Linked DNA regions of Homo sapiens: region 2 is linked to region 1. The links are chromatin loops, found by intact Hi-C in ENCODE. Cell type or tissue: GM12878. All regions are shown on one strand. Links, peaks and the distances in the headings refer to the core of each region. The heading gives the core; the rest is flanking DNA.

Region 1 (14,607 bases), core at 6,127-8,626:
GGCATAGGGGTTTTACCTGTTATGAACATGTTAATCCACCGGCTGATGTGAAACAGATGCCAGGATCAGTCCCCACTTTGCAATTGAAAACAGAAAAAGCAGGGGTCTCAGTCCTTGTATGAAACAAGGTAGTTTTTCAGCCAAACAAAAAACATTAAATGAAATAAAGTCAAGGTACTTTGAATCATTTTGCCTCATAATTTATAAAAAAAATTAGCAGTAATGAATATCAACAGACTAAGTATTGTAAAAGAGGCTTTCAAAAAGCAGAAATTACAGAGAAGACAAAGAAAATAGGCAAAAACACATGGCTTATAGGAGATTTTGTTCATTTCTTTTGCTTTGTGTTACCCTCTTCCCATGGTCCTGCCTTCCTTGGGTTATTTGAATATATTTTTTATTCCATTTTAAATAATCCATTGTCCTTTCTGGCTATATCTTTTTGTATCAGTTTATTAGTAGTTTCTCTAGGGATTACAATACATATATTTAACATTTTATAGTCCACTTAGAGTTCATATCTTACCATTTCAAGTATATTATAGAAGGCTTATGACTCTATTGGTTCATTTATCCTCCTCTCCTTATGTTATAATTGTCATATGTACCACATCTCAGTAATAATTATACCCAGAAAATGTTACAATATTTGCTTTCAACAGTCATATACATTTTAAATAATTTAAAAAGAGAAAAAGAATTCATTATATTTACCAGATATTTATCATTTCTGTTGCTCTAATGCCATTCCTGAAGTTCCAAGTGTTCCTCCAGATCATCTTCCTTTTTCCTGAAGAACTTGGCTAAGCATTTCTTTTATAGGTCTGTTAGTGACAAATTCTCTTACTTTCTCTTAATCTGAGTATGTCCTTATTTCACTGTCATTTCTAAGATATTTTTGCTGGATATAGAATTCTGGGTTGACAATTATTTTCTTTCAGTAATTTATAGATGTTGTTCCACCATCTTCCTGCTTCCTATTTTCTGATGAGAAATTTGCAGTTATCCAAAGTACTCTTCTCTGATACATAGTATACTGTTTTTATCTGGTTGCTTTTAATTGTCTTTCCTTTACCTTTGATTTTCATTTACAATGCATTTTTTTTAAGTTTATCTTGTTTAGAGTTTGTTAACCTTCTTGAACCTATATATATATACGTTTTTCATCAAGTCTGGGAAGTTTACAACCATTATTTCTTCAATATTTTTCTGCACCAGTGTCCTCCTCCTCTTCTTCTGAGACTCCAATAATAAGAGTATTAGACTTTTTGATATTGTCTCACAGGTGCTTGAGGCTCTGTTTTTGTTTCATTTTTTTTTCTCTCAATCTTCAGGCTGTGTAATTCCTATTGATTAATCTTCAAGTTCACTGACAATTTCCAGGATATCTCCCACAATTTTTGGCATTCAGGGCTCTCCTTTCCTGGTTCTTCTGGACAGAAAGATAGTGTTATCTCCAAGATTTAGCTTCCCGCACTGCCATGCAGCTCTGCGTGACTAGGACTACCTTAGGAATAAATTGGTAAAAGAAAAGACAAAAAAATTAACAGGGATTATCCCCCCATTTTTAAAACAGCTGGAGCTCTTTTTCCAGTTTTCTTCTGTCCAGAAAATCAGGTTTTTCTTAGCTTTTTAATTCTTTGTGCTATTGTATAGTTCCACATGACTGGGGCCATCTTTGGAGCCAAGTGGCAACAGTAAAGAGGAAGAAATAAACAGGGATTCACCCCACTCCATTTCCAGTTCCTCTGGTTGGAGAGTTGGGTCTTTCATCAAAGTTTCAGGGCTTCCAGCACCAGGACCAGCAGCATAGTGGTGCAGCTCCACAGCTGGAGCTGGCCTTGGGTCAGGGTCAAGAGAGGAAAGAAAAAGAATAGTGAAAATTTCTCCCACACTCCCTGGCACGCAGGGGTCCCTTTTCCTGGTCCTTTGGCTGGAAAGAGAGGTTTTATCCCAGATTTTTGTCTTCTGGGCCCACTGCACAGTTCTGAGATTCAACCCACCCTCAGGTCAGAGCTAAGAGACAAAGAAAGAGGAACAAGGCAAAACTCACCCCCATTTGGGGTCATTATCAAGTTTTGACATCAGTTGCCCATCCTTTTGTCGTTACTTACTTTTTAGAGGGCTCAGGGAGTTGTTCTTTATGTTCCTCCCAGAGTTTTCAGCGTTCCCAGTGGGACGGTAGACGGAAGTGCACGTATTCCACCTTGGCTGGTACCAGTGGTCACTTATAGAAAATGCAAATTCTCTCAGCCCAGGTTGGAGCAAATGTACAAAAGAAAGTAATGATATAAAAGACCAAAATGACATGATCAATTTAGTATACCTGAGGGATATCTACTAAACTTTAAATCCTAAAAATATAGACTATATTGTCTTTCCAAGTGACCATGGGACACTTCCAAAATTAACTAATAAACCACACAAATAACTTCAATTAGTTCTAAAGAGGAGAGATAATGCAGAAAACATTTTCTAATCACAATGCAATGAAACTAGAAATTGATAAGAAAGTCACAAAACCAAAAAGGCCTTGACCTAGAAATCGTATGATTCCTTATTAACCAACTTTTGAGTCAGAGGGAAATACAAAGTGAATTATAGAATTTCAGGGAAACAACAATAGTGAAAACATTAAATGTTAGAGTTGAGAATATAAATACAGTAGTTGATAGACTTAAATATCCATATCAGGTATAGATATTTAACAACACTGCACTCCTTACTTCCTGTCCTAGGTCTGACTTCCACGGTCTTGCTGGACACAGACCCTTTGTGGACATTTGACAATGTCTGGAGACATTGGAGTGACATCTTGTTATTGCATACTTAATAGACTACAGTATAGTATAAACATAAATTTATATGCACTGGGAAACCAAAAATTTTATGTGACTCACTGTATTGCCGTATTCACTTTATTGAGGTGGTCTAGAACCCAACCCACAATATCTCCAAGGCCAGCCTGTATGTGATCTCATTTACTCTTTATAAAGACATCTGGCGACGAAAAATCTCAGAACTCTTTCACAGATAAGAAAACTTAGGCTAAGACAGATGTAGGGAGAAGAGTGAAAATCCCCAAACCACCTTCCCCATTTTTTCCTTCCCCAGGGCTCACCCCGAATCACTCAGTGCTGTGTCACGTGTCATCCGGACGTTTTTCCTTGAGTGACAGGCATGACTACGCAGGAAGGCAGAGGATCGCTGTGGGCCGGAGGCCTGACCCACCCTCAGAAATGGTGGCCAAGCCCCTCAGGGCCACTTCGTACAGCAACCCTGTCACCATGCTCACCGGAAACTGGTCTGATCAGTCCTCGTGACAGCAGAGCAGGAAGAGAGCTGGAGGTTCATCAGGAGTCACCCAACACGTCACAGACCGGGACATGGAAGCCAAGAGAGGTGTGGTTATCCTCATCACAGTTGACGATGATCCTCAGTGCTGGCCACCAGGATCAAACTAGCCACCATTGCCTGAGTTCTGCGTGCAGCTGGTCTGCAGCGCTGCCCCACATGGGACCCTCTCCTTGAGGGGCACATGACCTTGGGCAGAGCAGCTCTCTTGCGATGAGGCGATGAGGGCCTCAGCCCGAGGCGGATATGGGCCCCACACCCCAGTGTTCACCACAGCCACCAGGATGCTCACTTTAACCCGGCGGTCACTGAATTGAACAAGGCACAGGTGACCCCTCTTTGCGAGTGACCTCCAATCCAAGCATCCTGCAGCTGACCCAAGTCCTCACCCTGGAACTCTTCCATAAGTGTCGGATAACTCTTATTGCTGACTGGTTTTAGCTCAAGACCCTTTGAGTTTTAGGACCTTCCACAAAACACTTTGCAAATATAGCTCGTGAGCATTGAAAAACAGCCCCTTCCCCCACCAATCCCACGATAAGGGAGCCTGAGAGTCAGATCTCATCTCAACCAAGGCTGTGCTCTGAATCACCCAGGAAATTCCCCACTGACATTCACATGCAATAGATGGGGGTGGTGGAGGCGTCTGTGTGTGTTGTTTTTAAGCATCTCAAGTTGATTAATGTATAGCCAGGTTGGGAATTACTGCTCTAGTGGAAAACTTACTAGGCATAGAAGCAGAAAACGAGGATGTGTGGAAACCTGAGGGAGCAGGACAGCTTCCTTAGCCTAAGTGTCTTTATCCATCAAGCATAGTTGATAGAACAAAGCAGGTTCACAGACACACTCCAGGATGCTGGAGGCTGGGTACGGGCCCACCCCTTAAAGACAGCGCAGTGCCAACTTTTCCCAATTCACAGCAGGGGAAGTTAGTGGATAGAATTGCCCAATTTTAACTTTTGGTTCCTTTTCTCTCATAATCTTTTCTTGGCCTTGACATCTTCTAAAACTCCTCTTTCTAAGCCAATGACCAACAACACTGCCATTGTCCCAGTGAAGGCTGCCTTTCCCATGGCTGAGAAGCCAGGCGAGCCAGAGGCATGGGTTCTTTGCTCCCTGATCTCAGGGCTGGTGCAGGCTCTGCACGGCAAGGTGCTGACAAGGCCTGGCAAACAGGTGCTCAGTGCCTTTCCGGCTGGAATCTTATGCTTTGTCAGGTGAGTGCTCAGCAAAAAGTGAAGCAAATTGGGTCCCCGCCATTCTGTGCCAGTGATGTAGTTTTCAGACGTTGACCTTCCGGGTCTGTGCTGATGACCCCTCATGGTGATCATGAACTTCTCCCTAGACCTCCGTGTGAGGACCCTCTGGAAATCTCTCACCACACCTTTCAACTTTAGCCCATCACTGAAATGATCACATACTGCTTATGAAGACGTTGGGACTTGGAGATGCGTTGATGTGCACATAGCCCAACTTCAAATTCAGGCTATAGCATCCCTGGAGGTAAATATTGATTTGGCATTTCAGTTCTATCAATATTTACCTCTTAAGTCAATAAAGCTTGATGTTTATCTCAACTGACATTGATATCTGCTTAAAGTGTATTTCTCACTTCCTTCCCTTCTTCAAATAGCTGGAGAAGAGCTTGTGTTGGGCAGGTCAGAGGGAATGGCCGATGGACCCGCTGGTATGGAATGAGTCCTGAGACTCTCATTTCCTCTCTGGGCCTCAGTATCCCAGTGAAGCAGCTACGTCGTCTGGGGTAGATCCCCTGGGGCTTGTTGTCGCCTGCCAGGAAAATTTAGGACAGGGACACTAAAGAGGAGTATAGGAGTGGAGGTTTAATAGGGGGAAAAGAGAAAGAGAAACAGCTTCCTCTGTAGAGGAAGGGGTCTCCAAGCAGAAAGGACGCACTGGTGGTGAATGCACTGTGTTTTATAGTCCAGTTTGAGGAGGCAGTGTCTGATTTACGTAGGGCTCACAGATTGGTTCGATCAGGTATGAGGTTTACACAGTGCGTGGGGAAGGCTGCTCTTATTATGCAAATGGGTTTTCCAGTTGATAGGGGCCATCTTGTCTGCTCCTTACAGAACACGTGGCTGGCAGAGAAGTAAAGGTGGAGCTGCCATCTTGAAAATGTCTAGCTCTGACTGGGCTCGGTGGCTCACACCTGTAATCCCAGCACTTTGGGAGGCCGAGGTGGGCAGATCACCTGAGGTCAGGACTTCAAGACCAGCCTGGCCAACATGGTGAAACCCCATCTCTACTAAAAATATAAAATTTAGCAGGGCATGGTGGCAGATGCCTGCAATCCCAGCTACTCGGGAGGCTGAGGCAGGAGAATTGCTTGAACCCCGGAGGTGGAGGTTGCAGTAAGCCAAGATCGCACCACTGAACTCCAGCCTGGGCAACAGAGCAAGACTCCATCTCTAAATAAATGAATAAATAAATAAATAGATAGATAGATAAATGAAAATGTCTAGTCTTTAGTTCCTGCCAGCATTCACCCGTGCAAGCTCCCAGCTTGCAGGCTGCTCTTTGTTAGAAAATGATTTGGGGCTGCTTTTCGTTAAAAAGGAAAGCCTTATGGAGGACTCCCATACCCTTGCTATCTGCCTAAGTAATTCCTTCTTAACTCCTGGATCTCTAGGTTGTTTCGGAGACCACTTCGCTGCTGACATCTCATGGCTCCGCTGTTGCATATTCAGAAGGACAGAGCAGGCGGGCGGCCTCAGGTTTGCAAGTGGCAAAACCTGAAAAATAAAACACTGTTTTTTATTCTGATTGACTTTTTAAAAAGTGCTGATTTCAGCTGGTACTGCTTGGAAGCAAATTTCTGGGGAAAGTAAAGTCATAAAAACAATCAGACAGCCTTAAAACTGGGACCATGAAGATGGGGTCCCATCAAAGAATCCTGGCTCCTATGGTTGAGGCTCAGCGGAGGGAGCAGTAAGTTCCCTGCAACGTCTCCAAGCCTACAGCCCGAGGCCTCTCGGACCCGACACCCTGGCGGACAGCTGCAGAGGGGCAGCCCCACCACGCCTGCCTTGCTCAGAGGCACCCCGGGACCAGCATCAGCTAGCAGAGCTGGGAGGTCACTCAGGCCAAATGCTGGCAATTTCATGGAGAACCCACAGTGACAGAACTTCCACAGAGGACTGTCCTTGAGATGGTAAAATCAGTGAAATGGAGTCAGTAAAACCGAGCACACGAGGCCTGGTGCCTGGGAGTGGGAGGAGCCCAGGCAGCCTTCACCAGTGTGTTGGTTCATTCTAACGTGTCAACTCGACTGGGCCACAGGATGCCCAGATATTTGGTTAAACATTATTCTGGGTGTGTCTGGATGAGATTAGCATTTGAATCGGTGGATTGAGCAAAGCAGGTGGTCCTCCCTGTATGGCTGGGCCTCTTCCAAGCAGCTGGGGGCCTGAAAAGAACAAAAAGCACTGGTCAGGGAGAAGGCCCTCTCTGCCCGTTTTCAAGCCGGGCTGGCAGTCTTCTGCACTCAGACTGGAACTTACGCTAGTGGTTCGCCCAGGCCTCCAGCTTGCCAACTGCTGATTTTTGGACTTGTCAGCCTCCACCTCCATAGCAGCATGAAAAATTCCTCATCATCAATCTCTCTATGCATATATCCTATATATCCTTTTGGTTTTATTTCTCTGGGGACCCCTAGCACACCAGGCAAGGTGAGAGGCCCTTGAGGAGGACCGGCTGTGGCTCGCTGGTCTAAAGCTCTAAGCTCCTACTGCTGCTGACTCCAGCTCTGCAGAAGATACAGTGGTGACATCTCCTGGCTGCCAAAAAGACGGGTGAGTGTGAGCCTGGGGCTCTCAGATGGCTGCAAAGATCAGGGTATCCAGGGTGTTATGTAAGCAGGCAGCTTCCCCTGCAGTCTGTGCTCTAGGCTCAAAGCACAAGGGCCACAAAGAAGCCCAGCCCAGGATCCTGTCTGCCCGGTGAGCTGGGCAAGGTGAGCATGCCTGAGGAGTCATGGCCGAGCACGCAGCACTGAGCACAGATCCTGGAGGGAGAGGGATGACCCTCAGCCCCTGCCCTCCGGGACCTCATGGTACAGGTGAGGGAGGGTGGGTGCTCAGGTTGGAGTCAGTGCAGCTGAGGAAATCTGCATGTGCCCCTTGATGGCAGAGGGCCCCGGGATGCTTCCCCTCTCTCAGCCCCCACTGGAACGCAGCCGCACCTTCCCCAGAGGACGCCAGGTAGACTCAGTGGCCAGAGGTTAGGGGGATTCTGCACAGGCGGCTCAGGGTGTGCTGGCACATACCACCCTCGCCAGGGCCCAGGGCCCTTGAACGCCCCAGTGTTCAGTGCTGGCCTTGAACCAGGGATGGCCTTCGGGTGAGTGCTGTGGGGCTGAGTGAGCCTGAAGGAGGACCCTCGGGTGAGAAGAGGCTTCTGGGAGGAGCAGGAGAGAGAGGAGGGGATTTGGGAGAGAGGGGGAGGGGAAGGGACAGGGAGGGAAGACAGACAGCCCAGCTGAGTGGGGAGGAGACACAGGGTGGAAGGCTGGGGGTTGCCCTTGAGGTTTGGAGTCTGAGTCTGGATCAGGGTTCTGCTGCTGGTGGGTGACCCTGCTGCTGGCTCAGCCCCAATCGGGGGCCTGGCTGCCTCACTCAGATGAGGGGCCGGGCTTCCCTCTCCTGCTTTCCAGTGCTTGGACTGTGGCAGCCACCACACCCACAAGGGAGTTGGTGGTTGATTCCCAAGGGTCCTCATGGTGGAGTTCCCCCTCCCTGCTCTCCCTTGGCCCTGTGGGTGCATTTCCTGGCCTAGGGCTTTGTGGAGTGAACAGTGGCTCCTCCTGCTTTTGTGGGCCCCTAGCCAGTGAGGTGAGGCCAGACCTCCTGAGGGGAGGGTCCCATGTCCCCAGAGTCAGGGGTCGGGGTCAGGGGTTGAGGTCAGTGGGTCAGGTGGGTACATTGCAGTCAGCATGTACTCAGGACTGCCTGTGACCCAGAAAAGGCTTTCTCAGGCCTATTCCCACCCGCACCAGCCTGGAGAGAGCTCTGTCAGGCTGAGGTGGAATTTTCCGGAGCCCCGGGGGCTGTGCAGGTGCGGGAGGGAGAGTCTGTCAGGCTGAGGTGGAATTTTCCAGAGCCCTGGGAGGAGGATTCCCAGCATCAGGTGAGCGGTGACTTCTGACGCACTGTGGAAGCTACAGGCAGGGCTGAGTCGGCGGCAAGGAGCAGGACCTCCTGTTAGAAAGTCCCAGAAAGAAACAAACCCTCGGGGACCACCCAGAAGGCCAGGATCATCCGAGGGGCCGCCCCGTGGGGTCTCCATGGCTGCACGTGCATCCTGAGGCCCAAGTCCTCCTCACAGTGGCTTCACTGGGTGCTGGGACTCTGCAGGGACCGAGCTGTTGGTGCTCCAGCATTCAGGGAGCTCCTGCCTTGGGGTGGACAGACAGCAGGTAAAGAAGCCTCATGCAGGGCAGCAGGGGATACCCTGGGAAGGAAAGTGAGGCAGGAAACAGACACTGGGCCAGTGGCTCCTGGTGAAGGGATGGGCACTCGGGGATCTCGGGGAGGGTCCAGGTGAGGACAGCAAGGGCAGAGGAGCCTGTGGGAGGGGTAAGCACGAGGGAGGCCGAGGCCCTGAGATGTGAGGCCCGCATCCTGCTGCAGGCGCTCTGCCTCCAGCAAGAGGTGGCTCTGGGGGACAGCTCTCCATGGGGGACAGCTCTCCATGGGCTTGGACACCCGTGCTCCCAGACAACAGCTTCTGCCGTGCTCCCAGATGAGAGCCAGAGCCCTGCCTATCGGGAGGCCACACTCATGCCCAAGACTTCTAGGCCTCAGCAGTGCTCCCAAGGGTGTGGCACCAGGTGAAGCAGGGCAGGTGTGTGGACCAGGTGTGCTGGGGGGGCAGAGGGAGGGCAGCACCCCGTGGGCCAGCTACCTCTTGTGTGGGCACACAGCACCTGTGCACTCAAGGTCACCCATGTGCACGCCGCCTCTCCACTCCTGGCAGCAGCCACCCTCGCACCATGTGGCTCTGTGTCCTGGCTCCACAGGGCTCCCTGCTGCTGCCAGGAGCAATTCCTGGAGTCCAGCATGTGGAGGTAGCAGGGCCTCTGCTGGCTTTGGGACTGGACCAGCAGCACTGCAGGTGCCCTGGCTCTCCCACCTGGGCACACCTGAGGCCTCTCGCCCTTATCTCCCAGGGCCCTAGCGGTTCCCCTCCACCATCCCATCCCAAAGCCTCACCTTTCCAGTGTAGCCCCAGGCCCCAGAGCAGGTGTATCCACTTTATTGTACACACAGCATTTGACTCAGAGCCCAAGACATGTATCTGATAGGAATAGGGCTGCTCTGGATGAGGGAGGGGGTGCCCAGCCCCCCAGCCTGGCTCCCCAGCACGCCCACTGCCCTGGCTCTGCGGAGCACCTTCCAGACCATATCAGAAGCCCTCAGGGAGGCCCCTGGACCCTGACATCCCCGAGACCCCCTGAGGGACCCACTTTGCTAGCTGCATGTCTGTGTCACACGGAACTGTCTCCATGCTCTGCAAGCAGGTGGAATGCAGGAGCAGGCAGGAAAACCCAGCTCTTCCAAGTCAGACACTGGAGAGCTCTGCAGACACGAAGACAATGCCATGCCTCCCCCTAAATGCTTTTTGTTTTGGAAAATATAGCTGTTCGTCATAAGGTATTTACGTTGACGTATGACAGGTTTATGATTGTTTTAATGAATTAATAGGTATTTTAAATGCTCTTAGTTTCGATTTCTAGTGTTTCTCATTGGTGATTTCTAACGTGGCATCGTGGCTGCATTCAACCCCCATAAACGCATGCTCCGTGGTGGCCTCCATAGCTCTTCAGACCCAATGTGTGAGTCCCGGGCTCCAGATCGTGTCTCAGCCCCTCCCTGCTCCCTCAGCCAATAGCCTGTGTCCGTGTGGCCCCTCCCCCGAGCTTCCCAGTGACGGAGGAAGGCAGACGCCGCGTGCTTTCCAGGCGCTGTCCTAAGCCCTTTGCAGATATGGAGCCACTTGACCCTCCTATAACGCGTGCAGTGGGTCCTATTACCCCCCCATTTACGGACCAAGGGCAGGGAGGTGGAGACACTGGCTGGAGGCCGCGCAGCAGGGAAGTGGCAGTCAGGAGGCAGCCCAGGCCCTCCCATCCGACTTCAGAGGCCAGACGCACGCCTTCTAGACGCTGACTCACAAGCCAAGTCACTCCTTCCTGACACTCACGCCACCATGTCCTCCCCAAAGTGCATTTGCATTTTAACAGCCATCTTCCGTGAGCTGACTCTGTGGTTTTCAGTCAGTGGTTTCCAGTCGGCTATTTGTCATAAGGTATTTACGCTGACGTATAACAGGATTATGAGTGTTTTAATGAATTAATAGGTATTTTAAATGCTATTTAAATGTACTACCTCAAAAGGCTGAGAAATGTGGGGCCTCTGTGTGGATGTGTCAGTGTGTGTGTCTCTGTGTGTGTCAGCGTGTGTGTCTGTATCAGTGTGTGTGTCTGTGTGAGAGTGCGAGAGTGTGTGTCCGTGAGAGTGTGTCAGTGTACGTGAGTCTGTGTGTCGTGAGTGTGTCTGTGTGTGCCCGCGTGTCAGTGTGTCTGTGTGTGTCAGTGTGTGTGAGTGGTCGAGAGTGTGTCCGTATGTGAATGTGTCAGTGTTTGTGTGTGTGTGTCAGTGTGACAGAGTGTGTGTGTTTGTGCCTGTGTGTCAGTGTGTCTGTGTGTGTCATTGTGTGTTTCTGTGTGTGAGAAAGTGTGTGTCCGTGTGTGTTAGTGTCTGTGTGTGTGTGTGTGAGTGTGTGTGTGCACGCATACACACGCATATAACTCTGCTGTGGCTTCTATAACAAAGTACCGTGGACCGAGCAGCTTGAACAACAGAAACTCCCTTCCCCGCAGTCCTGAGGTCCGGAAATCTGAGATCACGGCGTGGGCAGGGCTGGTTCCTCCTCAGGCCCCTCCGTGGCCTGCAGACGCCATCCTCTCCCTGTGTCCTCACGTGGTCATCCCTCTGTCAGCGTCTGCTTCCCAACTTTTTCTTCTTAGTCCGTTCTCACCTGGCTATAAAGAAGTCCCTGAGGCTGGGTAATTTATGAAGAAAAGCGCTTTAATTGGCTCAGGGATCTGCAGGCTGTACGGGAAGCGTGACGTCATCTGTCTCTGGGGTGGCCTCAGGAAACGTCCAGTCATGGCGGAAGAAGAAGGGGAAGCCAGCTCATCACAGGGGGAAGCAGGAGTGAGAAAGAGGAGGGGGGATGTGTCACACACTTTTAAAAGACCAGGACTCCTGTGAACCCAGGGCTCGAGCTCACTTATCACCAAGAGGCTAGCCCAGCCATTCATGAGGGATCCACCCCCATGATCCAAACACCTCCCTCCAATCCCCACCTCCAACACTGAGGATCACATTTCCACATGAGATCTGGGCAGGGACAAATACCCAAACTGCATCCTAAAGACACCGGTCAGATTAGATTAGGGCCCACTCCAAAGCCCTCATCTTAGTTTAGTTACCTCTTGAAAGACCCTGTTTCCAAATACAGCCACATTCTGAGGTCCTGGGGGTTAAGACTTCAACATATGGATTTGGGGGATACAACAAACGCCATTTGGGGGTCACAGTGACTGAGGGTGCTCCTGGATTTTGTTGGGGTGATGGTTGAGCAAGGTTGCTATTCACCCTTCAGTAGGTAGGACACCCCCCCAAGGGATATCTACCCAGCAAAACGCCAACAGTGTGCTCTCTCAGGAAGACTTCCTGAAAACAAAGAGCCAGGTAGAATCTCAGCACACGGCAGGTCGCTGGTTGATGTTTTCAAGAAGCAGCTTTGGGGGTTTCCTCAAATCCATCCAATGAGATTCCATCTCTTTTATCTGAGCATCTAGGATGTTCAAGGAGAAACGGCTCCGCTTTTTCCTGCTTCTCCAGGAATCCAGCTTAGTGGGTTTACCTGCCTCTGTCCAAGGTGCTCCGTTGTGAGTAGCCCCTGCCTCTGGGTGTGCAGGTGATTTGGGGACTGAGAGCTGAGGCGCTAAAGTTAAAATGGCTTAACGTGTGTGACTGTGTGTGAATGTGTGTGTGTACGCGTGTGTGCGTGCGTGTGTGTGTCTGTGTGTGGGAATGGGTGTGAGTGTGTATGAGTGTGTGTGGGAATGGGTGTGTGTGGGAGTGCATGTGTGTGGGAATGTGTGGGGGAATGGGTGTGTGTGGGAATGGGTGTGCGTACGTGTGTGTGTGGAAATCGGTGTGTGTGTCTTGTGTGGGAATGGGTGTGTGTGTGGGAATGGGTGTGTGTGTTACAGTGTGTGAGTGTGTGTGTGTGGGAATGGGTGTGAGTGTGTGGGAATGTGAGTGTGTGTGTGGGAATGGGTGTGAGACTGTATGAGTGTGTGTGGGAATGTGTGTGTGGGAATGTGAGTGTGTGTGGGAATGGGTATGTGGGAATGGGTGTGAGTGTGTGGGAACGTGAGTGTGTGGGAATGGGTGTGGGGGGAATGTGAGTGTGGGCATGTGAGTGTGTGAGTGGGAATGGGTGTGAGTGTGTGTGTGGGAACATGAGTGTGTGGGAATGGGTGTGAGGGGGGAATGTGAGTGTGGGCATGTGAGTGTGTGAGTGGGAATGGGTGTGAGTGTGGGTATGAGTGTGTCTGTGTGTGGGGAATGAGTGTGTCTGTGGGGAATGGGTGTGAGTGTGTGTGTATGACTCTGTGTGTGGGAATGGGTGTGAGTGTGTGGGGGGAATGTGAGTGTGTGGGAATGGGTGTGTGTGTATGAGTGTGTCTGTGTGTGGGGAATGGGTGTGTGTCTGTGTGTGTGGGAATGGGTGTGAGAGTGTGTGTGTGTCTGTGGGGGAATGGGTGTGTGTGTGTGTGGGAATGGGCCTGAGTGTGTCTGTGTGTGGGGGGAGGGAATGGGTGTGTGGGGGGAATGGGTGTGTGTGTGTCTGTGTGTGGGGGAATAGGTATGAGTGTGTATGTGTGGGGGGGAATGGGTGTGTGTGTGTGTGTAGGAATGGGTGTGTGGGGGAATGTGAGTGTGTGTGGGAATGGGTGTGTGTGGGAATGGGTGTGTGGGAATGGGTGTGTGTGTGGGAATGGGTGTGAGTGTGTGTGGGAATTGTGTGGGGATGGGTGTGAGTGTGTGTGGGGGAATGTGTGTGGGAATGTGTGTGTGGGGATGGGTGTGAGTGTGTGTGGGGGAATGTGTGTGGGAATGTGTGTGTGGGAATGGGTGTGAGTGTGTGGGAATGTATGTGGGAATGGGTGTGTGTGGGGGAATGGGTGTGTGTGGGAATGTGTGTGTGGGAATGGGTGTGAGTGTGTGTGGGAATGTGAGTGTGTGTGGGGAATGGGTGTGTGGGGGGAATGTGTGTGTGGGAATGGGTGTGTGTGTATGAGTGTGTCTGTGTGGGAATGGGTGTGAGTGGGGAATGTGAGTGTGTGTGGGAATATGTGTGTGTGTATGAGTGTGTCTGTGTGTGGGAATGGGTGTGAGTGTGTGAGAGGCTCTTTCTCAAGACTGTAGGAGTGGGGGCTTCTCCATGGGGACACTTTCAAAGGAGGAAGAAAGAACAAAGGAAGAAGGGTGGATTTCACTCCTTTCCTTGGAAATGAGTCATGACTGAACAATGAATTTGGGGAAATTTTATTGAATTTCATGCCACGGCCTTGGTGCAGGCACCACATGATCTACTACATTCGGGGCACATAGGTGACGCCCCCCAGCTGTGAGGGCAGGTGCCCCGAGACTGGGTGTGTGCTGGGCATTCCTGGCAGGCGTCACGTCCCCTTTGGCGGCAGATTGCTCCTGTGGGGCACTCTCCACCGCCTTCATGGGCCACGGTGAATGCCAGCCGTGACATCGGGGCAAGCTGCCCATCGAGGAAGCCGAGTCGGCTGTCTGCTGACCTGGCAGCCATGCCTGCTGGTGCTTCACTCCCTGCGAGCAAGGGGCTTAGGGACTGCTCTAAAGATTGGGGTCAGAATCCCAGACCCCAGGACCCCCCATCCTGGCCCGTCCTCAGGGAGAGCTGCCAACAGGGTCCCCACCCGTTCCTTCCTCTGCTTTCTTTCCACACTTGGAGCCAGCTTTCTTTTTTGTTGTTACAAAACCTGTATTGAAGAACAACAGACTCTAAGACAGAGGTCCCTCAATGTCATCACCAACCCCATCCGTGTTGGCGTCGGCCCTGTGCCTCCTGTTCCTGCCCGTGTGCATGTTCATTTTTACAGATTTATAATGACAAGAGAGG
Region 2 (14,607 bases), core at 4,103-6,602, 550 kb after region 1:
TATTTCTCTGAACCAGAACAAATAGGATTTGCCTAATGGCATTGTTTTTTGTTTTTTTGTGGGTGAGGACTATTTTTGAGAGAACATATTCCTAATGGTGGTTAATTGCAAATTGTGCTTATTTCAGACAATGCAAAAAGGAAGCATTTATTTTGGCTTGTGTTTCTGTTCCTGGCTGCTGGAGAGGCATTCTCTGCATATGGGGGCTGTGGTCTTAATGCTCAGGGATGTTTCCTGCCTATGAAAATCTTCAGGAGCCGAGGGCTGAGCAGACCTTGGCTGACAGGAGCTTGGCATCTGGGGAGGATTGACTTGTGCATGGCACCCATACAGGATATTATTATCTACATCTTAGTTTTACGATTACTTACTTAATGAAAACATTTTATTGTTGGTTCGCGTTTCCCATTTTTTCTAACCTATACTATATCCTAACCTAAATTACCTCCTTCCCTTTTTTCTAATTTAACTAGTGTAACTAAATCTAATGCATTTAATTCAATTATTCTTTGCATTCAGCAGTCTCCTATTCTTCACGTCTCTAGACAGGATAGCAAACTATCTTTGCATAGTGCCATTCAAGAACTTGTGCTCTGGTGGGTGATTGCAGTTGAAATATGTGTCCACAGGATTGTTCACATGTTTATGAAAGCACAGTTTTCTTGCCATTCTTACTATGATATACAATTTAATTAGGTTTCTGTGAGTGTACTCATGTCTGTGAGGCAATTGTGAATCAAATGGAGTTTTCTTCTATATTTTCCATATGTCATTACTTATAATGAAATAATTTATCGTTGGGTTTTATTAAACTGGGTTTTTTGAAAGGTGAGAGAGGCTGAGTCTTAAGACCATAGGTTTTTGTAGTCTGCCCTGTGGTTAATTATATCGCCTTTCAGGTGATTTTCCTTGGTCCTTGTCATTGTAAGAGAATGTCTAGTCCTTTCTTGGTGGTCCCCTTTGTGGCTGCTGCTGCAGTATGCGTGTGCATAGGGAACATTTTCGAAAAGAGATGAGCAGCATGATTCCTGGTATTGTTTCTTACACGATTGTGTTGACTAGGGTCAACGTCTTGGTTTAAAGCTTGAAAAGTGACTATGCAGATTCAAGGGCTATTGTTGGCATTGCGTTTTGCCGTTGGCTGCTCTGAAATTTCTTGCTGTATAGAGATTGGAGCCTTTCTCTAGGACTGAGAGCTCACCTGTGCACGCAGTCATGTGATGGGGTAAAACAGTGTGGCTTTGGGTGCAGAAAGACTCCTGTTTGAATAGTTGTCTGTTCTTTGGGACCCCGAACAATCATTTCATTTTTCTGAACTTTAATTTCCAATCTGCAAGTGGGGTTAGTAAGTCTGCTGTGAGGCATCAGTAAATGAAAGCTTCTGGTACACAGAAGGCATTTCATAACTTCCCATTTTCTTTGTAGAATGCTTCTAAGGCCCCTTTTAGAAATAAATTATGTGATTTTTATGCCAGATAATAGTAGTGGCTATTATTTATTGAGTGTTTAGCATGTACTCACAACATCCTTCTGAGGCGAGTGCGTTGAATCTCAAAGAGGCTACGTAACCAGCCTAGGGCCGCCGCACACCTACTAGGTGGTAAAGCTGGGCTTCCACCTGTGGGTTAGTGCTGAATCTTACGCTCTTCACCCTTGTCTATGATAGTTGTCTATTTTATCTGCTGTGTTTTTCATGGTGTTATTTGTTTCTTGATTGGGGATAATATTCTACTATTAGCAGTCTAGATTGATTCGGAAAATGCTTAATGGGGGCTCCTAGGATAATGATGATGATGATGATGATGGTTAGGTTTCATTTTGGTTGCCAGTGCAACAGACTGATAGTGACTGCCTGGAACAATAGGCTGAGAAGGATTTGATACATGAAAACGCAGCCTGGATGGTAAGTAGCCTCAGCTTTGAATATAGGCCTGGCGAGTGGCTGGGGTTCCATCATCCCGGTTCCAGAACCTGGGCTGCTGGCCCAGGAAAGGGAGTGCATATTGTGTCCTGGTTAAGAATAGCCATCACTTGCTATGTGCTGTGTGAGTCTATCCTTGAACATTTCTGTGTGAATCAAATTAAGTCACATTTTGCATTTAAAACTTTGAAGGGAAATATTAGGGGAATTTGAAATGGAAAGAGATCTTTTGTTATGAGGCTAATCAATTTCTGTGTACGTGAATTTCCATTTTTTTCCCACTCATTTTACTGTCTGGATTTGCTAGGTGAGATTACAAAAGGAACAAATTAATGCTGCTTATAAGTAGTGTTAGCAGCAAATACTGCTAAAATTTTATGTGCCTTCCTGACTATTAAGTAAATAGTTCATCTGTAGAATTATATTTCATGGAATGGTTCTCTTTTAATTACTTAGAATATAGAAATATTCTCCATTTGCCCATTTCTCAGAAAGCTATTTTTCAGTGTTTAAGAAACCAAAAGAACAACCTTGTTACATTATAATTTTGTTCATAACCTATACATAATTCCCAGAAAAACAATTCAAGTAATAACAGCAAATATAAAAAGTATAAAATATTTACTTAGTGTAAACTTATATAGTCATCTAAAACCAGTCTGTGTGATTAAACACAGGAAAAAGGAATTAGAACAAACAAGTGCCAGGGGAAATTCTTTGCCTTAGGCGGTCAGTTTCTGTCTTCCTATTTAGGGAGAATGGTATAGTCTTTGAAGTGTTTGCATCTTGGTTTTCATTTTGCATCTCTGTAACCTTGGTTGCCTGGCCTCAATGAATCCCAGTTTCCTCATCAGTACAATGAGAACCAACTCTCCTCCCAGGATCCTTGTAAGGATTAAACGTCATAATCATGTAAAGTTAGTGGTACAGTGCTTGAGTATGTGATAATAACTCAATAAATGTTACCACCCTTTTAGTTGAAGGAAAAAGAAAATGGTTTTTTTTTTTTTTGGAGTGGCTGTTTATATTGATCTTTAAGAAAATGAAAGCAAATACCAATTCAGCTGCTTTATTCTAATCAAGTTAATGAAAATTTTAAGAATTTGGCAGCAAATTAAGTAAACAGTCCTTTATTCTGTTGGCCACACAGAGAAATGGGAGCAGCACAGAATGCCCCCGCAGGAAAGCCAGCTGTCCAATTGTGATGCTCTTGTATTTTATTTTTAAAAGGCTGTCAAAATGCTGCATGCCGAAGGTCCCAGTTTATTTGTGGGATCATGCATTTATGGCTTTGGACTGCATTTGTAAATTTCTTCCCTTCCTACCTTCTCAAAAGTTACTCCCACTTTTGGAATGATATGTATATACCTGATCCGTTTTGTGGAGCTTGGGGAGGTGGGAAAGGGAATGTTTTAATATAATTTTAGTTTTAAGAACAGTAGGAGAAACTCTCATACGTTCTTTATCAGATTCACCAGTTGTTTACATTTTGTCAAGTTTGCTTTATCCTGGTCTGTCTTTTTGTTCATTTGCATGCACAAAAACCTTCTTTCCCAAACCTTTGAGAGTAGGTTGGAGACATGGTGTGTTATGATTCAGCACACAGATACTCTCTTACAAAACCATATTTGTACATTATCAAAAATAAAAATTGTTGTGCACTGATACTATCATCTTATCCATAGTACATATTCAGATTTTATTCACTGGACCAATTATGTCCTCTGTAGCTAACCCCCACCTTTCAGGGTCCAGCCAGGATCATGCATTATATTCATAGTGTCCCCTAAATCTGCTGTTTCTTGCCCTTGACCTTTTGAAAGAGCAGAGGGAATGCCCTTCAATTTGGGTTATTTTATGATTCATCCTGATCGGTTTCAGGTTGTCCATATTTGGCAGGAACACCCCAGAGGGGATATCGGGTCCTTCTTAGTGCATTCAGTTGGGAGGTTTGTCCAATATTGACAAGATTAACTTTGATGGGGCGGCGGGTGGGTAAAAGTGATGTTTGCCAAGTCTCTCCTCTGTAATGTTACAGTTTTACCCTTTGTAATTAGTAAAGTAATTTATAGGAAGATACTTTGAGACGATTGGGACTATGTAAATATCCCATTTCTGATCAAATTTTCACTATTGTTAGCAGGCACTGAAGTTTTTCTAATGCCAACACTCCTGTATTTGTTAGCTGTCATGCTCCTGCTGTGATAATTTACACTTCTCCTTCATCTATTTGTTCATTTATTTATGTCAGTGTGGGTGTATGAATTGTTACTTTATGCAATGAACTGTCACTGTCATTATTTATGTTGATTTTAGAATTGTACCAGATTGACCAGTGAGAGCCCCTTTAAACTGGTTTCTGTGTCCTTTGATTTGTTGCCATTACTCTTGGAACATGTCCTCACTTTCTGGTGCAAGAAGATGTTCGAGCTCACCTTGTTCTTTCTCTGTATGGGCTCTGGAATTGGTCCTGCTTCTTGGAAGCTCCAGGTCCTTAGAGTGGAGATCTGGGAGCCAGTTGTGCCCACTGCTTTTGTCTGTCCTGTCTTCTGGGCCCGCTCAGCACATTTTTGATTCTTCTACAGTGAGTTGCAAAGAAAGGAAAATGGCTCATACAGATACTGCTTTTGTACTGTATTTTTTGAAATAGGTCATTGGTGGGAATTAGGAAGTAATTTTTGCTATTTTGATTTCATTTTTTGAATTATTGTAGTTGATAGTTCTAAGAATTAAACATTACTATTTAGATATTTAAAGTGAGTCCCTCATCCTCTATAAACCCAAACAAAAGATTGACAGTCATTATTTGCAAATTTTGTTGAGGTTCTAACCTAAGTGTTGATACATGGAAAGGCATGAGACACAGCTGAGCACTGAGTTGAGAGCTGGGCAGAAACGTGCATCACATGCTTCTGAGGCCGCCCATCGCCCTGTGAGAACCACTGGTCTAAGAACCCATGGAAATTCCTCAGCACTTCGGTTGGGGTTAGAATTTGCTACTGTCACTCCTGCTCCTTCTCTGGAGGTGCCATGTTTCATGCCTCTGGCCCACTTATTACTTTGGATGCAGCTCAAGTGGGTCGTCTTCTGGGACGCCTCCCTGGATGGCCGCTCCCACGCACACTGGTTCGTCCTTTCTTTGTTCCTCTTCTGCAGCCCGATCTTCTCATCTGACCGTGTGTTTTCAGAGCCGGCTCCTGATGTTACTGCTACTTACCTGAGTGGGGTTTTGGTCTTTTTTTGTGTGTCCAGGATGTAAGGCAGTTTCAGGTACATTATAAATGTTTAAGATATTTAAATACTGTGTTAAAAATGGCAACATGGCTTGCACTCTCTTACTGAAGCATAGCAAAGGAGGAATTAGCAGTGTTCTTACCCCTTTCCCCAGTACTTCTGATGATAAAAGTAGTAGTTGTTTCTGTTGACATTTAGATGATACCAGTAAGTAAGCAAAATTTGGAAAAAGACAAAAAGCATGAATCATTACTAATTCTTCTGGGCATTATTTCCTGCAAAAATTTATTATTGCCTCCTGAAAGTCCTCCTTTCTAGATTTGCAAAATGGGATATTTCACATCCTGTTTTGCTGCTGTTTGAATTGTGTTAAGTGGCAAATCTGCAGTGGTAACTTGTTTGTGGTGAAGACCCATGCAAAGGCAGAGCCTCCACCTTGTGAGTGTCATTCAGGGGAACCCACGTTTTTTAGCCTCTAAGGTCCCGGACAGGAGGATGCCGCTGTTCTGGTCGCTTGATTTCTGGCAGAAGGTGACTTCCTAGGATGATCTCTGGCAGCGCCTGGGAGTGGATGAGTAGCAGAGCTAAGGAGGAGCTGAGAGGGGCCAGATAGAAGCGACTCAGAAGTAGGGTTCCCAGTCTGAACTTGCCCATGAGAAGGGCAGAGCTGCAGGTGGATTTCCAACAGGCCAGTTCTGGGAAGACTAGGCAGGAAGGGAGACTGAGTGTAAATGGCTTTTGACACAGAGGTGGGGGCCACGAGAGATGCACATTCAGGTGCTTGGGGCAGGGGAGGAGCGTGGAGGCGCGGGGCAGGCACCTCATGCCTGCCAAGTTGGCTGGGTGGAGTTTGACCTCATTTGTTTAAAGGTGCTAATGAGTGGTAAAATGGCCAACAGGCAAATAGCAAAAGAGTGAAAGAAAAATAGGGCATACAGAATCCTGATTAATCACTTATTTGATAAGACGTACAGTCTAGCATCTTCCTTTTGGAGGAGAAACAGTTGTGCATGAATACTTGTTTTTAAGAGCTTTGAAATGTCTTAGTGTGGGCAGAATTGATAATTTCCAAGGAGACTACTTTTTAAGCATTCTTAATCATGTGGCCTCTAAACATGGCAAGATAGACCATTGGTCATTAGAGGACATAAATCATTTTGAACACATAAGAATTTCCATACTCATTAATTTATGATTTTTTTAGGGGTATGATGTTAGGGAGTAAAATTAGCAGGTGAGTCAGAAATAATTCACCTTCAGCTAGGAATCAGGATTAGCTCACTCACCCACCCCAGCCAGAAGGGGAATCTGCTTTCTTCAATGTCTTAGGTAACTTCCCTCCCCTAACTTTCAACAGCCTACCCAGGTAGGATCCTGGTCACCTGTTCTGCAGAACTTGCTCAGTGCTACAGAGCAGGTCCTTTGGAGCCACTCTTCCAGGGCAGGGTGGAAGGGCCACTTTTCAGAGCCTGGGGCTGCACCCCTCTGTGAGGGACTGTGTGGCTGGAAGAGCTAGACTTCACACCCTGCCTCATAAGCCACAGCATCTGGAGGTGCCTGGCTTACTTTAGTAATCCTTTACTTTTTAGACTGGTAGATTTGTGCTGTCGAAATTGGAGAATCCTGGGGTATGAGATCCCCTCAGAGGCTCAAGGCTTTGGTTTGTTCCTTCAAAGGTCAGCTAATCTTGCTTTTTAAAGATCTCCCCAGGCCTAGCTAATGTCAGAAAGGTAGACTGTTAAGAGAGAGAGCAAGCACTTGAATAACTGTGCCACGTTCTCACCATACCGTACTAGAAAGTCAAATGCATGTGCTAAGAGAACCCTTTTCTTTCATGAAGCTTGGTAGTTAGGAGGTCTGTCCAACCTGGTCTCTCTAACCTTACGGATTTGGTTTTAATTCTGCCTGTGTAGACCTAGTTCCAGATAGGCAGTATTTTAGATGTAAGTGCTCCCCATGTTTTGCATGCTTACTATTTCATGAGGATAATTCATTGCAGAGAAGAAAGAGAATGTGAGCCTGTTTATTAATATTTTCTTTTACCCCCTCTTCTTTAATCCAGTAGTCTTCAGAGAAAAAAATGAGAAGCCCTAAATGTATTTATATTTAGAAACTTCGTACAGCATGCATATCATTTATTGTCCACATTTTGAGTGAGCTTTATAAAGATTACAGGGATAGGCCCAGCATTGTTGTAGTTAATAGAAACCTGTTCAGTGAGGTCTCTGGACTGTAAGATCAGCAACATTGGCGGTGACAGTGAAGTATGGCCTTATCGAAAGGAGAATTCATAAGAGGCTGCCCTGGGACACTACACCCCTGTCCTTCTGTGTGTCCTGACAATGTTATCTGTCCTCTCAGTATGGAGTATCAAATGTCTGTCATGAGTACAGAAATTAATTTAATGTCACCTGAAGACATGCAATTAATCTTTTAGAGGTTTTCATAATACCTTTACAGAAAGAGTTGCCAGTTTGGCGGATTTGGATTTTGGGGTTTAGAAGAAGATAAGGAAAATTAATTTTTCATCAGGGTTAATACAAGTTAGCAGGGCCACAAAGGCTGAGAAAAATGGTTGGGGAATTTGTCAAGTGTTGTCACTCTAGAATAATGCTGCTTAGCGTCTGATAGGTATAATCAAGAGTTGAGATTTCTATAGAGGGGGTTAATCAATTTGCTTGCTAGTGAATGCAAGTCAGTGATAGCACTTCTTCATGGGGTTTAAGAGTGAAAATAAGATTTGATCTGTCAAATTGCAGGAAGCCCTGACAATATCAGTAGGTGTTTTTATCTATGCATTTAAACGATTTGTTATAAATAAATTTGTCCTGCTAATGTTGGGGGCTACAGACCTCTTTTTTTTTGTAATGATTAAGCTGATAAAAAGTATTCCCTAAGCTTACTTAATTCAAATAGTGCCTTTTATAAATATACAAAAAAAACTAGTCTAAAAAGCGATTTTTATAGCATTAAAAGATAATCATTTGTGGGAAAAAAATGTTTCTGGTTTGACCAGAGATGACAAAACTTCTTTTCTCTCTCATGTGCTTTGGAGGAAGTAGAAGATATTTAAAATGCTGTCTGAACCTAGTGTTGTTTGAAGAGTTAAAAAGCGAACACCACCCTGGGAAAATTCAGTTTCAAAGCAAACATACTTTTTATGAATAGAATGTATAGTCTGTCACCCACATACAACACTTATATGTGGATGTTAAGATAACAGCCTTCTAAAATTCAATTTGAATCAACAGTATTTTAAAATTTACTTAACTAAGTACTAGTAATTTTAGGATCTCTTTCAATGCTGTAATTATATGCATAACTATAACCTTATAGAAGACTTATAAATAAATGGGTAGATTTAATTTGGCTTGGTTCTTATTCAAATCTTGTCTGTATGTGTGAGTATAGGTATAAAAATATGTAATCAATTTGTTTCTCAGATGTAATCAGTTGAAGAATTTGTTCCTGGATATTTGTACTACAACATACTAAAATCAAAAGTCAAAATCAGGAAGTTGTTTTGGTATATGCAGTAAAAGGGAATTGAAAGCGTTGTTTCCACATTGATCCTGCCATATAAATTGGGCCAAGTGTGAGTCTAGCGCGTTGCAGTTCACTCCTCTCGTGGTGCACTCTGCTTGCTATTTGTTCTGAGAGATGACATGAAATGGTAGCTGGGATCGTGATGTTTAATCTGAGCACGTTGGAAACCCAGGAGAGGCCGAATGTCACTGTGTGCCGCCCGTGAGTTGGAGTGAATGGTAAAACCCCAGGCGAAAGCACAAGTTGCAAAGTAGGCAGCAAAATTTGGGCAGAAACGTCACCAGCAGTTTCCAGATAGCCGGGTAGCTTGGTGGTGGGTAGCATCTGTGGTATCTGGGTAGTATCAAAACCCATATTTTCCTTTCCCCAGCATGGCTGTTGTAATACCTGATTTTGTGGCTAAAATAGGACTTGTCAGTTTACAAGTAATGATTAGGACCACCAAGCTGTATTAGATGCCATTCAGAGTAACGCTTGCCTACTTCTTGACAGAGATTGTAGTGTCAACCACAGTATGGGCTGAAGTGTACCTTGAAATAAACGTCTGTCCATTGGGAAAGGTGAAATGAAAATTTTCTCAAAAACAAAACCACTAATAAAGTAAAATTTGAATGTGATCAACAGAATCCAAAGGGACAAGTTGAATCGAAGAGTCAATGGGAGAATTTGACCCATGGGTAGAAGTTGTTCACCTGATCCAAACTACGCTCCTGGCCACAACCTAGGAATGTGTATGCTAGTTCACATTCTAGTGTGAACTGGAGTAAAACCCGGGAACTTGAAACTGTTCTGTAGAATTAGCTTTTCCTCATGCTAAGTCAAAAGGGAATAATTGTTCTTTTAATTAGAAAAAAAAATTCATTTTTTTCTTACAAAATGAAACAACCTTTTACTTATGTTCAAGCCTTCATTGCTTAGCATGATCTTCAGAAAAATTCAGAAGCACAGCATTATAGTAGCCCTTCATTTAAAGTGATTTAATTGTTGATCCCGTTTGTTTCAACTCTGTCTGAAAATAGTTTCAAAATATGTTAGTGTAAACTCCTCCCCTGGTTTTGGAGCCACAAAGATGTTCCAGCGCTTATTGTGTGACTGAAGTTTGTTTAATGGGCACAATGAGGATACTACTACTTACCTCTTAGGGAGGTGTATTAGGCAGTTCTTGCACTGCTATAAAGAAATACCTGAGACTGGATAATTTATGAAGAGAAGAGGTTTAATTGGCCCAGGGTTCTGCAGGCTTTACAGGAAGCATGGTGCCGGCATCTACTTGGCTTCTAGGGAGGCCTCAGGAAGCTTCCAATCATGGTGGAATGCAGAGTGGGGAGCAGGCGCATTTCATGGCAAAAGCAGGAGCATGGTGGTGTGGGGTGGGGGGCGGGGCATGTGCCATGCACTCTGAATGGCCAGATCTTTTGTGAACTCAGAGCTTGCTTATCACCAAGGGGATGGCCTAAGCCATTCACAGTCATCCGCCCCATGATCCAAACACCTCCCACTAAGCCCCACCTCCAGCACTGGGGATACATTTCAACAGAAGATTTGGGGAGGGACAAAATACCAAAACTCCATCAGGAGGACTGAAGGAAAACAATGTCTGTACGGACCCTAGTACCTTTCTTGTCCTGTTGTAGACATTCAACAGATATGAGCTATGGATTATTTCACTGCCAGTACTAAGTGAATATATTGAATAATACCAAAACTCTTGATGATTAAGATCCCAGGAGTGCCTTGAAAATTTCCATTATAAAGTTTTATGATATCATTTGTTGCTATATAACAGGGTCCCCAACCTTACTGGCACCAGGGACTGGTTTCTTGGAAGACAGTTTTTCCGTGGACTGGGGTTGGCGGTGGGGAATGGTTTCAGGATGAAATTGTTGCACCTCAGATCATCAGACATTAGAGTCTTATAAGGAGCTGGCAACCTAGATCCCTCGCGTGGGCAGTTCACAGTAGGATTCATGCTCCCGTGAGAATGCCGCTGCTGATCCGACAGGAGGCGGAGCTTAGGCAGTAATGCTTGCCTGCCTGCTGCTCACCTCCTGCGGTGCATGCAGCTCAGTTCCTAACAGGCCACAGACTGGTAGTGAGGGTTGGGGACCCCTGCTGTATAAGGTACAAAAACTTGTCTTGGATATAAGCAGCTCCAGAGCTTACCCAGGCAGGGCTTCTTTCTGCTGAGCAGGTTTGTAGGAAGAGTCTTTCCTTGAAAGTTGGGTAGTCGGCATCACAAGACTCTGAAGCACCCCACTTTCTGTGTCTTCTGGTGTCTGCCTGCCCTGAGGACACTGTGGTGCACATGCCTCCAGGAAGCAAGAGACCACCGAGAGCCAGACCCACTGGGAAGAAAAACCAAGTAGCTGCATCCCAACCTGCCACTGGGACCGAAGAGTCTGTCAGTCTGGGCCCAAGAGCTTCCCAAGCAGGGAGGGGTGCAGCGGCAGGCCCAGGAAGGCCCACCCGGCCCCACGGAATGAGCAGAGGTGGCACTAGGAGGTGAGGTCTCTGTCTGCAGGGACTGTCTCATCACAGGCCTTATTCCTGTCTTTTCAGGCCATTTCTTAGAAAGTCGTCAACGAGGTATGACACCATCACATCAGGACCCTTTCTTTATGTTACAAGATCTGCATAAGGAAATTTTAGTTTTTTTGAAACAGATGAGGAAGAGAAAGGCTTTTTGTAATACCTGTATTTCTGAACTTTAAATAGAGATCAAGCCTACTTAAAAAATAAACTTTCCTTCAATGGAAAATAAAAGTTTAGAAATTTATTTTTCAGAGTTCTTATCTGACGTTAATGTCACCAGACATAAATTTTCACCAGTCTCTTACCCAAAATAATGATGAAGAGAACTTTTTCTTATTCGGGGTATTTATTGACTCAATGTTTATGTTCTTTTTTTTTTTTTTTTTTTTGAGATGGAGTCTCGCTCTGTCTCCCAGGCTGGAGTGCAGTGGTGCGATCTCGGCTCACTGCAAGCTCCGCCTCCCGGGTTCACGCCATTCTCCTGCCTCAGCCTCCTGAGTAGCTGGGACTACAGGCGCCCGCCACCGCGCCCGGCTAATTTTTTTTGTATTTTTAGTAGAGACGGGGTTTCACCGTGTTAGCCAGGATGGTCTCGATCTCCTGACCTCGTGATCCACCCGCCTCGGCCTCCCAAAGCACAGTTTAAAAATTATCAAATTACTACAGTGTTATGTGTTTATCACCCAAGTACACATACACATTGTATACCTTACAACATGCAAATAATAACATCCTCCTTTTGGTGCCACCTATTGTTGTTAAAGTTTCCTCTCTAGACCATCTTGTTTCAAGCTTTGGATTGCCAGGGAAACCGGCCAGAGCATTCGTCTTGCTGTCCGTCATGTTCTGTGAACATCGTTCCCTCCAGGCCAAAGGTACTGTCGCCTCTCTTTCTGCCACGTGACACTTCATGTTGCTGGGCTGAAAGTTGGCCTTTTATTATCTTAGTGGTGTAGTAAATAGGTGTGTACTGATTGACAGTGGCTGTAACCTAGTATTCTGATGCTATAATCTCTCTTAGCACATTCAGAACTACTTAACTTTAAAAAGTACAGGCAACTATTTACTGATCTATTCACTAAATATTTCAGTGCCTTCTGTGTGCATGAGACATTTTGGTAAGCTGAACAAGAGATTCACTGGGGTCTAAACCACTGGCTTCTCTCAAGCACTTACAAGACAGCAAATGTTGTGGTCGGCATCCTTGGAGACCTAGTTGGTTAAGCTACCAGGGAGCTGATTTAGATTGCTTAAGTTCATACGATGGAAGTCCTTCTTAGAGAGCAAACCTTCCACAGTCCATGCATTTGCCCACGTTAGTGGAAAGGGTAGAAGTTGGAGAATCACAGTCAGTAAGACTGTTGGGTTGCTGAGTTGTGTGGAGAACTGAGTGGTCTGATGTCCCCTCCACCTAACATGGGCCCTCATGGGACCTGGAGGTTGGTGTGAAGTGTTCGCGCTTGTAAAGAGGAGGAATGTTTTCAGTGGCAGTACAGCTGAACACGTGCATAGTGAATTTATGAATCTCATACTAAGATTGTACTGTCAGGCAACAACATTGCAATAGGATTTTGGATAAATTAATGGTCACTGGTTCTCATGAAAGATGAGGGTATGTGGTATATATTTTTAAATTTTAAAACTTTTTAGTATAGAAAATTTCAAGCATGTATAAAACTAGAGAGAATTCACATAGTTTTTTAAGATACAGACTGAAAAATTGTGTACTCAGTATAGGCCCTCCCTGCCTGGTGGGATACCTACTCACACCTTGGGTAGAAGACCTTGTGGAGAAGATTTAAGAGGCACAAACTACCAGCCTGACTTTGGATTTTGCGAGCGGTCTGCCTTTTCACAGTGCTTCCATTTTCATGTGGGGGTTGGGGGTAGCCCCTGTAAGACAGGAGCGACTCCCAGTAAGATCGCACGTTTCAGGCGATGATAATTCAAATGGTAGAGTCATAGAGCGTTAGGTGGGAGAACCCATCTGGCTCAGTCACCCGCAGCCCTGGCTGGACGATAGCAGATATACACACGGTCCTTTCCTTTGTGTAGTGTGTTCCCTTGGTTAACCGGGGGGGTGTTAAACCAGCCCTGCGCTTCTGGGATGAATCTTACCTGGTCATGAGGTGTGATCCCTTTTCCGTGTTGCTAGATTTAGTCTGCTAATATTCTGTTGGGGATTTTTTTTCATGTATGTTTATGAGGAATATTCTTTTGCAGTTGTCTTCTCTTTTGATGCCTTTGGCCTTGTATTAGGGTAATACCAGGCCCAAAGAATGAGTGGGGAAGTGCTTCTGCCTTTTCTGTTTTCTGAAAGAGATTGCGTAAGCTTGGTAGTCTTTCTTCCTTAAATATTTGGTAAAACTTACTGGTGAAGCTATTTGGGTCTTTGTTTTTCTTTGTGAATGGTTTTTAATTCATTGTCTTTACTTCTTAGAGTTCTATTCGTATTTTCTCTTTCGGTCAGTTTTGGTACTTGTGTCTCGTTGAATTTGCTCATTTCATGTAAATTGTCTAGTGTGTTGATGTAAAGTTGCTTGTAATGTTTTTTAAATTTCTTAGGGTCCATTGCGGTGATCCCTCTTTGTTTCCTTATTTTGGTAATTCATCTTCTTTCCTTTTTTCTTGGTCAGTATCCTTAAAGGAGCATCAATTTTTTGCTGATCTCAAAATACCAACTTTTGGTTTCACAGATTGTCTTTTTTCTGTTTACCATGCCGTTGCTTTTCGCTGTCATCTTTATCATTTTCCTTCCTTCTACTTGGGTTTGATTTCCTTTTTTGAGGACGGGGGACTAGCTTCTTGAGGTAGAAACTCAAATGACTGATTTTAGATGTTTTTCCTTTTTGATGTCATTGCTTAAGTTGCAGCCCCTGAATTTTGATGTGTTGTATTTTTGTTTCCATTCAGTTTAAATATTTTTTGTTCAGTGTTTGTATTATTTTTATTTCTCAGCCTAGCTTCCTAGGGGTTGACCCGACTGCTGCGTAGCTTAGTGGCCAGCCAGCGCCTGGGATGAGCTTGTGCTCAGGTCTCTGGACCCTGCATGGCCCCCCATGGCCAGTTATCTGTGTGTGGGTTGGGGCTTCCCAGGCAGCCATGTGGGGAGAGCCCATCTAGGCCTTCTCTAGCACTTTCCGTTCTGGAATTTCCTCATTAGGTTTCTCAGATTTCTGGCTGGTGTGCTGCCTGTTCCAAACTGAACCATGACCAGAGGCCCACAGACCCATGGGCTTCCCTGTGCCTTTCCCTCTGAGGGTGCTGTATGGCCAGTGCTGCTGGGGAACTTCAGGCCTTACTGAGTTTCGGCTCTGTGCTGATGGAGCTGCCACACACTGCACTGTCCTCACAGCTCAGGAATAAGTGCTTCT

The links. A loop is a pair of places that touch in the nucleus more often than their neighbours do. Peaks named below come from ENCODE experiments on the same cell type or tissue, not always from the same donor. Only the 100,000 strongest peaks of a DNase experiment are listed, where the experiment ranks them.
Region 2: a loop joins it to region 1, with 3 times the contacts of the local background. A loop is called at or near these places in 2 of 110 quality-filtered maps.

What each region holds. Positions count from the first base shown.
Region 1 is chr7:155,195,148-155,209,754 of GRCh38, forward strand. It overlaps LOC124901782 (a long non-coding RNA gene), which reads right to left and starts at 3,308. Exons shown (of 2, transcript XR_007060602.1): 1 at 2,115-3,308; 2 at 438-1,840. LOC124901783 (a long non-coding RNA gene) reads left to right here and starts at 10,557. Exons shown (of 2, transcript XR_007060603.1): 1 at 10,557-10,680. It overlaps LOC124901786 (a long non-coding RNA gene), which reads right to left. Exons shown (of 2, transcript XR_007060606.1): 2 at 13,985-14,467. RefSeq lists enhancers at 2,787-3,986, 10,119-10,298, 10,309-10,358, 10,389-10,458, 10,489-10,738 and 1 more and a silencer at 13,812-14,106. In GM12878, for the core only: a CTCF peak has its summit at 7,164 (motif pointing left); no DNase peak of the experiment used is centred there.
Region 2 is chr7:155,747,814-155,762,420 of GRCh38, forward strand. The region is part of intron 14 of RBM33 (RNA binding motif protein 33); the gene reads left to right. Among named protein-coding and RNA genes, the nearest start is that of SHH, 57 kb to the right of the region's middle. RefSeq lists enhancers at 4,865-5,094, 7,109-8,281, 10,602-10,896. In GM12878, for the core only: no CTCF peak of the experiment used is centred there; DNase peaks (open chromatin) are centred at 5,178 and 5,518; H3K4me3 peaks cover 2,090 bases; H3K27ac peaks cover 2,500 bases.